Regions from separate parts of the Homo sapiens genome. Here region 2 is linked to region 1. Evidence: read pairs that join two places in POLR2A ChIA-PET (ENCODE). Cell type or tissue: Panc1. All regions are shown on one strand. Links, peaks and the distances in the headings refer to the core of each region. The heading gives the core; the rest is flanking DNA.

Region 1 (8,059 bases), core at 2,411-6,410:
TAAACATGGCTCATTTCTGCATAAACTCCTGTGTACAATATTTGAAAATGACCCTTTTTAGTCAATATTGTTTAACAGTATTTGTGAAAAAGTTTTTGGATTCCAAATAAAGACTTTCAGTACCTTAACTGCATTTGATACACTGAGGAGGGCCTGTGGGTTTGTGTAAATAGGGATGGGGGCGGGGATGGGCAAGGCTATGTCTGAGTTCTAGAAGCTGTAGACAGCTCTGCTCTTAAGAAGCTTTTAGGTTTAGACATATAATCTTTGGCCTTCATAAAAATAATGAGGGTGTACTTTAAGATCATACTAAAGATAAAAGCATGGGTCGTAACAGAGTCATTTATTTAAGTGGCCAAGGTTTAATTTTTTGAACTTTATACTTTAGGTTTATTTGGTTCCTGAAACATTTTACAGGTGGTGAAACATAGGCTGATAAAACCAAGTTGTTCTAGAGAAAGAAAGTTATTCTGAGCTGAGAATGAATTCTGACCTCTTCACATTTTGTGTGGATTGTGGCACCATTTTCTCTCCCCGCCTCTGGTCAATCCTATTCAAACCTACTTGTCATTTGACACCAGAGTTCTAGTTAAAATGCAGCACTGGCCCTACAGGTTCCCCTCTGATCCTCCATCAGGGACCCCCTTGCCACCACCTACCACTCACCCACGGTGGCAAGCAAGACCCTGCGGGCCTGCCCTGCCTCTCTCCATCTTCCCCACCACCTTTCCCCACAGGGCTGTCCCATGAGCTTTCACCGAAGTTTCAGCATATCTCCCCACATCCCAGGTCTGGGCTTTACCCAAGAGTCTCTTCTCTGTACTCTAATAGCAGGTGGTCCTTTAAATGAGGTGGATGTGTGTTATCATTTTACCTAGGAACTTCACCATCATCTCTCTCTCGCTAGACTTAATCTTTATATCATCATTTTTATCTGTGTGGGTGTGTCTTTTCCACTAGACTGTGAACTTCCAAAGGTCAATGATCATGTTTGATTAATTTTTAACCTGGACACCTAACACAAGGCAGCGAATACGTTCTCTCTCTCTTTCTCTCTCTCTCTCTTTCTTTTAAGAGACAAGGTCTCATTCTGTCACCCAGGCTGGATTGCAGTGGTATGATCATAGCTCACTGCAACCTCAAACTTCTGGGCTTAAGCAATCTTCCTGCCTCAGCTTCCTGAGTAGCTAGGACTACAGGCATGAACCACCACACCGGGCTAATATTTTTTTTGTATTTTTGGGGGGATAGGGTCTCTCTGGGTTGCCTAGGTTGGTATTGAACACCTGGCCTCAAGCAGTCCTCCTGCCTCAGCCTCCCAAAGCTCTGGGATTACAGGTGTGAGCCATTACATCCAGCCTCAGTTTTTACTTTTTTAACTGGGGATTAAATTTACCTGTCTGGTTCATGGAGGAAAAAAAAAAGATGATAGTCCTAATAGATGTAAAAATAGTTCCTGAGAAACAGTTTGGGGGGCAAAGCAGATTGTCTCAAATTAGATATGTTGAACTTGAGATAATGTGAAATCTGAGTAGAGGTTAGCAAATGGAACTGAGGGCAGACAAATGGAAGATAATAGAAATGAAGGTTGAGCAGGATGTTTAAAGGCAGTAGCTTAAGCCATGAGCCAGCCGTCTTTTTCTCTTAAAGGTCCAGGTAGTAAATATTTTCAGTTTTGAGGACCATACAGTCTTAGTCGTAGCCGCTCAACCCTGCTGTTACAACCCAAGAGCAGCCTTAGACAATATTTCAACTAATATTTGAACAAATGGGTGTGGTGGTGTTCCATTACAACTTTATTATTGGACATTGACATTTGAATTTCATGTACTTTTCACGTTATGAAATAGTCTTCTTCTTTTACTTTAAAAAAAATCATTTAATGGCCGGATTTGGCCAGAGGGTCATAATTTGCTGACTTCTGCTCTATACTAACAAAACCATTCAAGTTTCAAGGGGAAATAAGTAAATAGCATAGGACAAAGGCTTAAGGACTAGATCTTTGAAGCTTGGTTAGACTTTGTTGGAATTCGGAGAAGGAGCCATCATATGCAGGAGAGGAACTAGTGTGTTGCAGTGTCAATGAAGAGGATCAAGAGCTGGGTGGTTGGAAGTATATGATTAAGAAGATCATTAGGAAGGTGAGGAGAAAGAAAAACACCATTAGTAGGAGTCAGAAATTCACCGATGACCACTGAGAATTTTTTAAAAATTGAAATAAAATCTTAGACAATAGAAAAGATAGTATGTGGATATAAATTGGAAGCAGGGGGTATAGAGCAATTACTCGAGGTGTTGGCAGTTTAAGTCAGAGACAAGTAGGAAGACAGCCATGGGGTCTGCTACACTGATTCCCTTGCATGAAAGCATGGCCCTTTATTAAGCAGAAGGCTGCTAAGCTATCTCTTGAGATTTTATTCATTGATTTAACATACACTTACGTATGTTTACATACCAGGTACTGTTCTAAGGAGTTTATCAATAATAACTCTTAGTTTTCATCATGACCTGGTGATATAAACACTGTTGTTATCCCGTTTTACAGATGAGCAAACCAAGGCATGGAGGGGTCACTCCTCTGGTCAGTGGCTGGTAACCTGGGTAGGATGGTTCCAGAGGGGGACTGCTTTTCGCTATTATGCATTAGTGTCAAGTTTTTCATGTCTAGTTCATTAGAACATTTCTTTTTCTTTTTTTGCCCTGTGCAATGGGCCTTGCTTGTAATCCAAACACTTTGGGAAGCTGAGGTGGGAGGATTGCTGGAGGCCAGGAGTTTGAGAACAGCCGGGCAACATAGTACCCTATCTTTATAAAAACTTTTTTTTTTTTTCCGCCACTGTCATATATGGCTGAAGTAGGCATCAGAAGTACCATGGATTTATATCTTTTCTGTTGCACGTATAAATTGAACAATTAAAAAATACAGTTCCAGAAGAATACGGCTCTTCCATCAACCACAGCATTGAGGCATGCAGATTATATGATGAAAACATTTCCCTGTGCTCATGCTCATATCAAGGATGTAAAGTAAGAGCTGGCAATTGATTGGGTAAACTTTCTAATTAATAAGTGCTTTCAAAATACAACTTAATATAGAACGCAAGAAATGTGATAGTTTATTTGGTTTATTTCCTGGAGATCTGGATTTTATGGTGTTATGTGGCAGTGTGGAATAATGCACAGAGGATGAGACATCCTAGGATGCCGGGATGGAAGCCTGCATTCTCCCCCAGGTTTACCACTTACTCGTGTGTAACCAAGTACAGTTGGCTCTCCATATCCACAGGTTCCACTTCCGTGGATTCAAGCAACCATGGAACAAAAATATTTGGGGAAAAAACCACAATAAAAGTAATGCAGCAATAAAAAAAATACATATTTTTAAACCAATACAGTATAACAACTACTTACGTAGCATTTACATTGTATTAGGTACTATAAGTAATGTAGAGATGATTTAAAGTATATGGGAAGATGTGCATAGGTTGCATGCAAATACTACAGTATTTTATATCAGGGACTGGAGCATCCAAGGATTTTTGTATCCAAGGGGCATCCTGGAATGGATACAGAGGAACAACTGCGGCCACTTTATATCACACTTAATATTGAGTGAGAAAGGAAATTACCCCATGCAAGATTCTTCCTACAGTTCATTTTCTGAGAGGAAAGAGCACTTCTCTAGTCCTGGGGGATGGAAATGTGTCTCACAGCCTGAGGAATCTCTCTCTCTCTCTTTAAAATGAGAGCCAGTGAGATTCATTACACAGTTTTGTTTTCTTGCCATTGCCTCCTTCAAGGTTTTGCTCAAATCTCGACTTTTCACGAGGACCACCCTGACTCCTACGATGCTGCAGCCTGGCCACCCTCAAACCCCCTTTTATGTTGCTTAACTTTTTTATTTTGTCTGTTGCACTCAACTCCTTCTAATATACCACAAAATTGTAGTTCAGTGTCAAATAATTTAAGCTCCATGAGGGCAGGGATCTCACCTATTTTGTCCAATGATGTATCCCAATGAAATGAAAGAGTAGCAGTTAGCATCGGTGCCTGGTATTTATCTTTCTGATGAACGAATCTATATTCAGATGCCATTGTTGAGCACATGGAAAGCTACATGCTATGGAGGGTTGAGCATAATCAGAGTTTCTTGAAAGAACAATTTCTGTTTTCACTGGACATTTGCATGGTGACACTTAACCTCAAACACTTGTGGATTGTGCATATGAGTGTTTTTGCCCACAACTCTCCTTGTGTCTAATGCAATGAGCAGAGCGAGGTCACTCTTGCAGATAAATTTGTTTTCCAAAGGGGAACTTTGCCCGCTAATTTAAGGCAGCCACATAATCTGACTTACAGGCTCAGTCGTTTCTCATTTGCCATCTGGCAATTTAATTACTTTAAAATAAAGCTATATATAAAATGAAATAACACAAATTGGAAATCTGTGATAATATGTATGATAAGATGGTAACGTTTCTATGTGTTCTTTTGTTTTGTTGTTGTTGAAAAAATAAAGGGCATAAAAAGACCTGAGAAGGAATCATTTCAAAGCTTTCCCCTATGTGTTCTTTTGTTTTGTTGTTGTTGAAAAAATAAAGGGCATAAAAAGACCTGAGAAGGAATCATTTCAAAGCTTTCCCTAGACAGAGCCCCTTATATAAATTTTATTCTTTGACTAAGAGCCTTTGTTATAAACTAAATGTTTTGAATTAGTGGATTATTACATTTTTCCATTGAGTTATAAGTCTGGCCCAAAGCTATGAAATAAGAGGTTGTCTAAATTGTTTCAAAAGTGTTTGGCCATGAAGTGGAACTGGGCTGAGATGTGAGGAAGATTCTTTTCCTTTTTCCGTTGTCATAGTATTTCCGGATCTATATTCTCCTCTTTTTTCCTATCCCTTTACCCCTGGAATATGTTTTTTCAGTGCCTTCTTATACTCTGTTTCTGATTTCTCTGTCTCTACTTGTGCTTCCCTAGTTCTCTGTGGTTAATTGCCAATGGGCAAAAGAACCAGCACTCTGGATGGTAGATTCAAGTTAAAGAGTAACTCAGATAATGTTTGTTTGAGACAACATTGAGGGAAGGGCGATTATGGAATTCTGAAAACCAGGAGCCTAAGTGACAATTACATATAAAATAAAGATTAAAATGATTAGGGTACTTTATCTAATTTATCATTTGGAGTGGGGAAGTTGTATTTTTTTTGGTGGATTTTTTTTTTTCTTGATTGTTGTGGCAGCTAGATGCAAATAAGATCATGCTTTGGAACACACAATGCTGATTCTCAATCACTGGCAAAGAAGGGTGAGAAGACAGAGCATCCTAATTTGCACAAAAATGCAACCAAGTCATCATTTGCAGCTCCTTGGAGATTCTATTCTAAAGTTTTACTGCTTGTACAAGTTCCTTTGGTATCGGAGGCAGAGCCTGGGGCGTGGTTGGGAAACAATAGTTTGGTTTTTTTCCCCCCTAAATCAGTTCAAATCCCATATACCCTGAATTAACTGGAATTGCTGTCAGACTTGGCAGCTCCTGTAAAAGATCTGGGTGTTCATAGGGGCCTAATGAAATGGGGAACACATTTGTTTCATCTTGACTTCCGTAGAGGAAAGTCTGCACTATTTTTGTGGGCTCAGAGAGGAGGAACTTCTGATCTGTTGGAGAGAAAACTGAATGAATGGGCACTGAGGCAGAAAGCCTGATGTGGCTGTCATGCAAATAAGAACCGTGATTGGCTTTCTCTTTCTTTCAGCGCACGATGTCACTGGCTGCTCTCAGCCTTAAAGATTAGGTTTCAGTAGGAGTTTTTCAGGTTCAAGGACTGTTAATGGTTTGTAACTGCCTGACAATAAACTCAACCTCAGTTACATCAGCCTGGGCAGATGTCTAAGGATATGAGACCGGGGGAAGAAAAAGTTAGAATCTGTAGCAGAAGGACGAAGCTTGCCACCTGCCTACTGGGCTGAGCTTTTAATGTGATTTACATTTCTAAGCTCTATGTAGGTGCCCTGGAAATGGTGGTCTTCATTAATGCAAAGATTAAGTCTTTAATTAAACTTTTTAAGAAGAAAAGTAAGTAGTTCCTTTTCTCTCTACTACCTATTGTGTGCATATGTTTCCATATGTGTATATGTCCCTGTGTGTCTGTGTGTGTGTGTGTGTGTGTGTGTCCATGTGTGTGTTTTAGGTCCTTCGTTCTTTTGTGTGAAGAAATTAGAGTGTGAAACAGCGTAATAGGCATGAGTTAAACTCTACTCTATACCAGGTTGTTTAAATACCTCAGACTTTTGTAACTCTAGGACAGTATTATGTGATCTTAGCATGTCTTATTTATTTATGATTGGGGTTTTAAGTGAATTCACTTCTTCTGTGCTTTTCAAAAGAAGTCCTTTGAAGAGGGGGGAAATTCTTGTACTTAATTTATGTTTCCCTTGATATCAAGTGTATGATTTTTTGATTCTTTGGATAAATATGCAGCTGAGGTAAGGGAGCCTCTGTGTAATGTATCACATATTTCTGGTGGAGATAATCCCCTGAAACTCCCTGGCACTCTTTGTTGTGTATTTAAGAGCTCGAGCACAAACTGTCTAGACTGATCAGTGATTGTTGTAAGGTACAGAACTTTTGTGATGTGGCTTTATTGTGTACTTACCATTGACTTACATTTCTTTAATGTAGGTGCTTCTTCATTCTCTTGAAAATAATAATTTTTATAACTACTTGGCTTTGTTTTTACATAGTCGGTGGTTTATTTTATTTTAGTTTAGTTTAGTGTTTGGACCAGTGACTTATACTGGATAAATGAACATGGGTAGGGGCATTGGTAAGAGGAGCTTTGGAGAAAGCTACAAAGAGCAGCACGGTGGGCTGATTTTCTGCAGCTCCTTGCTAAAGGCTGCCTTTGGATGAACAGATTAAAAGTGGCCCTGGCGAGAGTGAGGAACACGAGGGGAAGAGACTTTTTCATAGGAGCCAGTTGGTAGCTGTGCAGTGGGGCCGATGGTGCGATTGATGGTGCAGACACGAATGCCATTACTTGGATTTGATTTGAAATTGTCGAATAGGAAAAGTTTCCATTTTCAATAGTTTCTAACTCTGAAGTATGGTAACTCAGTCTTTAAAATAAATGGACATCAGCACAAAACACTGTGATGAACTCTGGCTACACTTTGGGGGGACATATGGTGAGTTTGGCCCAATGCTAGATTCTTCTGAAACACAAATGAGGGTTAAGTCAGGTCTTTGTGGATTTTGTGTATTAAGATTGATAGTTGTATGCACCATGCAAAACATTTGCTCAACAAGAGTTTACATGAAATACTAGGTGCCAAATTCACATACTGCTTTTGTCAAATACTAAGCAGAAAGCACAATGGACATTTCTGTTTTTAACTTGATATCTAGTTCTCAATGTTTATTTTCTCATTTAGCAACTTACGGAGAAGGTGGGGTCCTTTTGAAAATGAGTTATCCTGTTCAGATTCATAAGATTGTAAAATTTAGTAGCTGCAGAAAAGATGGTATGTGAGATGAGCGCTAGCATGTGGCCCAGGTTTACAAGAGACAGTGACAGTTCAAAGTTTGGGGCCTCGTTAGAATAATTTTTACTGTTCCTGCCACAACCATGTTTTACCTGAGTTATTTCTTGAGCTAAGTACTTTATGTATATTGGTTCATTTGATCTTTAGAGTAGCCCTAATAACTGTGCTATAGAGTATGTTTAGTGAATTTTAGATGTGCTCAAATGGATTTAATAGTTTATGCGTGTGTTCTCATGTTACTTTGAGAATTCATTTTATGGTCTAGTTTCCAGGTACATGTTATGTTGGGGACATGGATACGCCCAGTGTGAACTCTATAGCATAGATCAGAGTCAGGAAGACTTGCTCCTCACTCACAATTCAAGTATCTGCTGGCTTTACAGGGGTTAGACTTGCTACCTCAAGCAAATGCCTCAGCACAAGGACTTTCTCCAGTACCTTTCCAGTCTCTCTTATGCCTGGGTTACATGGCAGGTATATAGAAAGTATTAAAACATTGTTGATGAATTTGTTT
Region 2 (8,059 bases), core at 2,279-6,278, 820 kb before region 1:
GTGCCTCGTGATTCTTGGTGACTTTCCTGCTTGTCCCCAGCCCAGGTCCACATGTTTCTTTATTATTATATAAGTAAATAAAAAAACTAAACAAGCCTGGGCGCGGTGGCTCACGCCTGTAATCCCAGCACTCTGGGAGGCCGAGGCGGGCGGATCACGAGGTCAGGAGATCGAGACCATCCTGGCTAATACTGTGAAACCCCCGTCTCTACTAAAAATACAAAAAATTAGCTGGGCGTGGTGGCACGCACCTGTAGTCCCAGTTACTCGGGAGGCTGAGGCAGGAGAATTGCTTGAACTCGGGAGGCGGAGATTGCAGTGAGCCTTGATCATGCCATTGCACTCCAGCCTAGGCGACAGAGCGAGACTCCGTTTCAAAAAAAAAAAAAAAAAACTAAACAAATTCTTTTTCTTGGGGTCACTATAATACATCTCTAGAGGTTTCTTGCAAACAAAAGAGCCCAAACCACACACTGAGCCCCATCCCTTCTTCATCTCGTGCAATGTCAACACCAACAAAATGATTTCCTATGTATTTAAGGAAGGATAATCATAGTCACTGGTCCAAAATGAAACTTCTTACTGAAATGACAATTGAAATTATTCCTAGTCAGTTCACAGAAATGCTAGTTTCTTATTTTAAAATGAGGACAGATCCAAAAGAGATAAAGGGATTTAGGGAAATGGACATTTAGAAAATTGATAGCCCCATGGGCCTCTGTCCTGGGGAAGCCACTATTCAATTAGCATCTGTTTATGGGGGATTCAACAGCAGGGAAAACCCAGCGAAAATGCCTGCCCCCATGCAACATACAGGCAAGAGGAGGAGACAAAGAATAAACACAGCAAATAAGTAAAATGTACAGAAAATGTGCAGTGTGTTTTTTCTACAGAAAAAGAAGGAACAAGGGGGATATAAAGCTGGGCTGGGGAGGCATCGATATTTTAGGGGAGTGGCCGGGAAGGCAGTTGTTACTAAGATAATTTGGATGAGAGGTGGTTGAACTCTGCACCGTATTGAGGATAGAACTAATGGGACTTTTGTGTTGGATCAGATGTGGGATGGAAAAGGAAGAGAGGAGTCAGGCATGAGTCCAAATTTTTGATCTGAGTAACTAAAGGATGGAGTTGCCATTTTCTATAATGGGGAAGACTGGAGGAGGAATTTCTTTAGAAGGGAGGTGGGGCCTAATGGGAGGTGTTTAGTTCATGAAGGCTCTGCTTTTATGAATGGATTAATAATGGATTAATGTCACTATGGAAAGGGCTGGCAGGAGTGGGTTCACTCTCTTCTGCTCTTCTGCCAGTGTGAGGACACAACACTTGTCCCCCCAACCCTTGCCCTTCTACCTTCTGCCATGTGAGGATGCAACAAGAAAGCCCTCATCAGATGCCAGGGTGTTGATCTTGATCTTCTCAGCCTCCAGGACGGTGTGAAATAAATGCCTGTTCTTTATAAATTACCCACTCTGTGGTATTCTGTTATAGCAGTGCAACCCAGCAGTGATAATGCCGAAGCAGAGATGTCAATAGGCTGTGAAGTCAGGCATGGTGGTGCACCTGTAGTCGCAGCTCAGAAGGATGAAGTGGGACGATTGCTGGAGGCCAGGAGTGCAAGGCTTTAATGTGCTATGATGGTGCCTGTGAATAGCTACTGCACTCCAGCCTGGGCAACATAGTAAAACTCTGCCTATCTTAAAAAAAAAAAAATTAATGAATCTGTAGTTCAAGAGAGTAGTCTGAGAGGCTGGGCGCAGTGGCTCATGCCTGTAATCCCAGCACTTTGGGAGACCGAGGCAGGCGGATCACGAGGTCAGGAGATCGAGACCATCCTGGCTAACACAATGAAACCCTGTCTCTACTAAAAATACAAAAAAATTAGCCAGGCGTGGTGGTGGGAAACTGTAGTCCCAGCTACTTGAGAGGTTGAGGCAGGAGAATGGTGTGAACCCGGGAGGTGGAGCTTGCAGTGGGCCAAGATTGTGCCACTGCACTCCAGCCTGGGCAACAGACTCCATCTCAAAAAAAAAAAAAAAAAAAAAAGAGAGAGTAGTCTGGGCTAGAGACATAAATGTAAAAGTTTTCAGAAGTCTCTGTATATGAAGTCTCCATAGATTAAAAAAAAAAAAAAAAAGGAGAGCTCAGTCATAGCCCATGTGGGCTGCTATAACAAAGTACCATAGACTGGGTATTTTATAAACAACTGAAATGTACTTCTTATAGTTCTGGAGGCCGGGAGACCCAAGATCAAGACATCAGCAGATTCAGTATCTGGTCAGAGCCCATTTTCTGATTCACAGATGGTGACTTCTCACTTTATCTTCATATGGTAGAAGGCACAAGGCAACTCTCTGGAGCCTCTTTTGTAAGGGCACGAATCCCATTCATGAAGGCTCTACCTTCATGACCCATTCACCTCCAAAAGGCCCCATCTCCTAATGCCATCATCTTGGGGGTTAGAATTACAACACCTGAATTTTGTAGGGGACACCAACATTCAGACAATAGCAAGGTCCAGTGACGGAACCCCGGGGCACTTCTACACTGACAGGCTAGTATCAGGATTCAATCCATTGGATAAGGTAGAAAACCCAAATAATAGTGTCTGAAAGAACATGGATGTCTGGAGGTGAGTATTTCAGGCCTAGCAAGCAGGTGCATGACATTAACAGGGATCTAGGTTCCTTTTACTTCTCTGCTGTGCTGTCCCAAGCCCATGGCTTTCATCTTCACAGTTGCCTTAGAGTGGAATATGGCCACTGTAGCTCTAACAAATACATCTGCTTCAGGTAAGAAGAAGGAGAAAGTGGGAAAGGGCAGAAGAGCTTTCTTAGAAGTGTTACCCAATGACTTGTGCCTATGTAGCATGGGAGAGATATAGACTCTGAAGTCACCTTGTTGAGTGAGAATCATGTCTGTACCAGTGCAGAGCTAGAAAGTCTTGAGCAAGTTGATAACTTGTCTCTGCCACAGATTTGTCTTTTGAAAATGGGAACAATCACACTGCTCACCTCTAGGTTGGTAAAAAAAAAAAATGAGATTATATGCTTAGAAAATTTTCTGCCTACAGAAAATTCCCCAAAAGTGGAGTTTTACAAATTAAGTAAATGATAATCGAAATAAAAAGGAACCCATTTGATTTCCAGTGTCTCGTCTCCAACCCAGTCCCATGAATTTGGATTTTTGGTGATGGTAATATTTTAGTGAAGGAAACTTGAGTTCACTGGCAACAGTTGTGTTCCTCTAGGACTGAAAATATCAACTCATAACGAGCTAGCAAGGAAGGCAATTGTCTCACTGATTTTGTAAATATTCCTTGTGGTTTCCAGAAATTATTTGGAAACAGAAACCTAAAGGAAGAATAGATTAGTGCTCAAAATCGATAATATGAGTAAGAATATAATGTAATTGTCTACTCCCAAATTGATGAATTAGGACCTATGTGTCATACAAAATTTTAGAAAACATATAGGCTTAGTCACCACTTAGAAGTTACTTAAGTAACTTTTATTTAAGGGAAAGAGAAGTTAGAAACCAGGCACTAATATTTATTTTAAAGAGTTAATAATTTAATACCACATTGGATTTTAATAACTTTAACAAATTATAATTTAAAACAAGATATAAAATACATATTCAATAACCACTACAAATTAAGAGATATTTCAGTTATTTATATATATATGGCCATAAGCTAAATATTTATAAAGTAGTAGAAATGTATTTTTAATAACTTTTTTTTTACTTTTTATCCACTTCACTATGCTGTGTATTGCTAATCCTTTCTAAATGTCTCATTTCCTGTTGTAATTGTTAAATACTATAAATAGTCATTTATTAATTCATGTGAAATACTCATTTAAAAGGATTTACTTGTTCTCATGTTGCTCCTTTTACTTATTTATTTTTTTAGAGACAGGGTCTCACTCTGCCACCCAGGCTGGAGTGCAGATGGCACAATCATGGCTCACTGTAGCTTTGACCTCCCAGGCTCAAGTGATCCTCCTGCCTCAGCCTCCCAAATAGCTGGTACACAGGTACATGCCACCATGCCCAGCTAATTTTTGAATTTTTTTTTGTAGAGATGGGTTCTCCCTATGTTGCCCAGGATGGTCTCAGACTTCTGAGCTCAGCCTCCCAAAGTGCTGGGGTGTGGTATAAACCACCACAGCTAGCCTTATATTGCTCCTTTAACAAAGGAGGTGTGGTCATGCCACTGCACTCCAACCTGAGTGACAGAATGAGACCCTGTCTCAAAAAAAAAAGAAAGAAAGGAAGGATGGGTGCAGTGGCTCACACCTATAATCCCAGAACTTGAGGAGGCCAAAGCAGGCAGATCGCTTGAGCTCAGGACTTTGAGACCAGCCTGAGCAACATGGCAAAACCACATCTCTGCAAAAAAAAAAAAAAAAAAATTTTAAAGGGAGAAAGACATTGGCTGGGTGTGGTGCTCATGCCTGTAATCCCAGCACTTTAGGAGGCCGAGGCGGGCAGATCACGAGGTCAGGAGTTCGAGACCAGCCTGGCCAACATGGTAAAACCCCGTCTCTACTGAAAATACAAAACATTAGCCGGGCATGATGGTGCGTGCCTGTAGTCCCAGCTACTTGGAGGGCTGAGGCAGGAGAATCTCTTGAACCCAGCAGGCTGAGGTTGCAGTGAGCTGAGATCGCGCCATTGCACTCCAGCCTGGGTGACAGAGCAAGACTCCATCTCAAAAAAAAAAAAAAAAAAAAAGGAAGGAAGACAATCTAATATCCTGAACAAAGCTTTAATCTCTTAAACTCAAAAAAAGGCTAACTACCATTTGTGAATTCATCATTTTAGTTTATTCATTTATATCAACTAATATTTATAGAGATTGCTACATCAATCAATTTTAATGTGGATTTATTGGCAACAAATACACTCATATTTTGTCTGGAAAAAATGTCTTTACCTTCAGATGTTTGCACTGCTTATAGAATTCTAAGTTGGTTAGTATGCTAAAAATATCAGTCCATTGTCTTCCATTGTCATCTAGCTTTCATCAGTTTGTTTCTGCTTGGAAATAATGTGTTTTGTCCTCTGGATGCTTTTAACATTTTCTCTTTGTCTTTGGTTTTAAGCAGTTTTACCAAGGTACACACCTTGGTACCTTGATGTGCTTGGGTTTTATAGAGATTCTTGAATGTTTGACTTGATATCTTGTGTCAGTTTTGGAAGCTTCTCAGCCAGTATCCCTTCAATTATTGTTTATCTCTCATTCTCTTTCTCGTTTCCTTTTGGGGATCTAATTACACATACGTAAGAATTATCACCACTTTTCATATATCTCTTCTTCTCTTATATTTTTCATCTTTTTAATTTCATATTTCTTATTTAGCAGTTCCATAATCCTTTCTTTTCTTTTTTTTTTTTTTTTTTTGAGACAGAGTCTCACTCTGTCACTCAGGCTGGAGTGCAGTGGCGTGATCTTGGCTCACTGCAAGCTCTGCCTCCCAGGTTCACGCCATTCTCCTGCCTCAGCCTCCCAAGTAGCTGGGACTACAGGCACCCGCCACCACCCCCAGCTAATTTTTTGTATTTTTTAGTAGGGACGGGGTTTCACTGTGTTAGCCAGGATGGTCTCGATCTCCTGACCTCGTGATCCATCTGCCTCGGCCTCCCAAAGTGTGGGATTACAGGCGTGAGCCACCGTGCCCGGCCCCATAATCCTTTCTTTTACTGTCTAATATGCTGTTTAGATCATCTGATGAGATCTTTTCTTCTGTTTTTTAAATTTTTTAAAAAATTCTCACAATGTTGCCCAGGCTGGTCTCAAATTCCTGGCCTCAAGTGATCCTGTTGCCTCAGTCATCTGATGAGATCTTAATTTTGATTATTTGTATTTCTCAACTATAACTTTCATTGGATCATTTTTATAGATTCCAGTTCTGTGGCAAAATTTTATATTTATAAATCTATTTTCTTAACTCTATTATTACCATTAAAAAGCCTCTGTCTTGGCCGGGCATGGTGGCTCACGCCTGTAATCCCAGCACTTTGGGAGGCCGAGGCGGGAAGGTCAGGAGATCGAGATCATCCTGGCTAACACGGTGAAACCCTGTCTCTACTAAAAATACAAAAAATTAGCTGGGCGTGGTGGCGGGCGCCTGTAGTCCCAGCTACTCGGGATGCTGAGGCAGGAGAATGGCATGAACCTGGGAGGCGGAGGTTGCAGTGAGCCGAGATTGCGCCACTGCACTCTAGCCTGGGCCACAGAGCGAGACTCCGTTTCAATAAAAAAAAAAAAAACCTCTGTCTTTATAACTCTAATATATAGGCCATCTATTGTTTCTGCTTTAGTATTTGCCCATTTTTTTTCCTGTCTCTTGGGATGTCTGGTAATTTTTTACTTAATGCCAATCATTGTGTATGATGAGTTACAAGATCACTGGATAATATCTTCTTTTAGAGATGACTTTTTTTTTCTAAAAGACAGAGAAGCTACACATCTTGATCCAATCAGTGACTGAACTAACTAAAATATAAGAGGTCCTTGGAAATGTCTGAACTCAATTTTTGTCTCTCTCAAACACTGTGAAACTATCTCAAGTTCTGCTTGATTTCTCAGCCTCTTAGCTTCCACTTTCTGCTTTATCGCTTATATTCTCACACTGGAACCTCAGGAATAATCAGATTCCCCGAGGGAAAAAAAGAGTTGCAGAATATCCAACCCACTTTTCTGCAATTCCCTTTTCTCCAGTCTTGGATCCTCAAGTACATGACTAGTATTGAACTCCAACCTTTGCCTCCCCAGCCTTGTGAGCCTTAACTGTTCTAGGCCTTTCCTTCTGCTTTTCCTCTCACCTGGGCCACTTACATATTGAAAAATGGCTTGAAAGGACAACCCACAAAGAATGTGAGGTTTACCTCAATGCATTTCCCCTGACTCCAGAATTTGTACCATTAATTGCAGCAGTCTTAGTTGTTCTCAGATGTCTCCAAAAGCTGTTTTTTAAAAAATACTTTTTACAGGCTTTTTTGTTATTCTTGTGTTAAAGAAAAGATTGTTCAATGATACTTGTTAAAGCACAGTAAGGAAGACTTTATTCAAGATCAGCAACATATGTTTAGGGACCACTGCAACAGGGTCTTGTAGTATGAAAGATTGGGCTCAATTCCAAATACAGCCTGGGCAAGTGGGAATTTATAGCTAAGAAATAGGGTAGAGGGTCTGTGATAAGAAAAAAAAAATTACTAGCAGAAAACATCAGGGGTAAGGGAATTCTGACTAAACCAACCTAACAGGATTCTTGCTGAAGACAGGCCAGGGTGATCAAACATCACCTGTGGTGGGAGGGGAGGGATAAGAAACCTGATCATATATCAAAGGTGATCAGATATTAAAGGTGGGGGTTCTTGGTAAAATGACTTAATAGTGTTCTTTTCTAAAACTGGATTTTATAAGGAAGTGCACAGGTAGGCCTAAGAGAAGGTTCAGGACCCTGACTAAAGCTTAGCCAAGCAAAGAATCTTTGTCCCTTGTCAGAAGAGAGGGCTTAGGCCGATATAACCTACTGCCTCACAGATAGAAGTGGAAATTTTCTAACAAGATTTTTACATTCTTCTCTGTATATTCTTACCAAATATTTTTTCTCCCTGTCATTTTTTACTTATTATTTAAACTTAATGAAGTTTTACTATTATTACTATATTATATAATTTAGTTTTCACATTTCTTATTTATTGAAATCTGTATCATTTTAAATTCTGTATCTTTTTGGCTTGTAACTTCATAATCCAAATTCTCTTTATAAGTTCTCTGTGTCTAAAATAACATCCATTTTAAGTCTGTTGATTAAATGGCTTTATTTCTAAATTTATAAGAAAGTAATTGTGATTTTTTAAAAAGCTGGCCCACATACATTTTATTCATCTCAGCATAAATTATTTTTCTTCTATCATTTGCTTTATTCTCATGAAGAATTTTAAACTCCCTTGTCTGAATATTCATCCTTGCCTCTCACAATTTTTATAATATATTCTACTTAAAGGGAATCTGAAACTCAAACTTGCCTGGGATATTATAAATATT

What was found. Peaks named below come from ENCODE experiments on the same cell type or tissue, not always from the same donor. Only the 100,000 strongest peaks of a DNase experiment are listed, where the experiment ranks them.
Region 2: POLR2A ChIA-PET joins it to region 1 with 11 read pairs; 2 of 35 experiments call an interaction of 5 or more read pairs at or near these places.

What each region holds. Positions count from the first base shown.
Region 1 is chr6:138,497,250-138,505,308 of GRCh38, reverse strand. It overlaps NHSL1 (NHS like 1), which reads left to right and starts at 5,815. Exons shown (of 8, transcript NM_001144060.2): 1 at 5,815-6,076. The coding sequence starts at 6,019. In Panc1, for the core only: no CTCF peak of the experiment used is centred there; no DNase peak of the experiment used is centred there; H3K27ac peaks cover 492 bases.
Region 2 is chr6:139,315,618-139,323,676 of GRCh38, reverse strand. It overlaps a transcript of TXLNB not described here. Among named protein-coding and RNA genes, the nearest start is that of TXLNB, 28 kb to the right of the region's middle. In Panc1, for the core only: no CTCF peak of the experiment used is centred there; no DNase peak of the experiment used is centred there.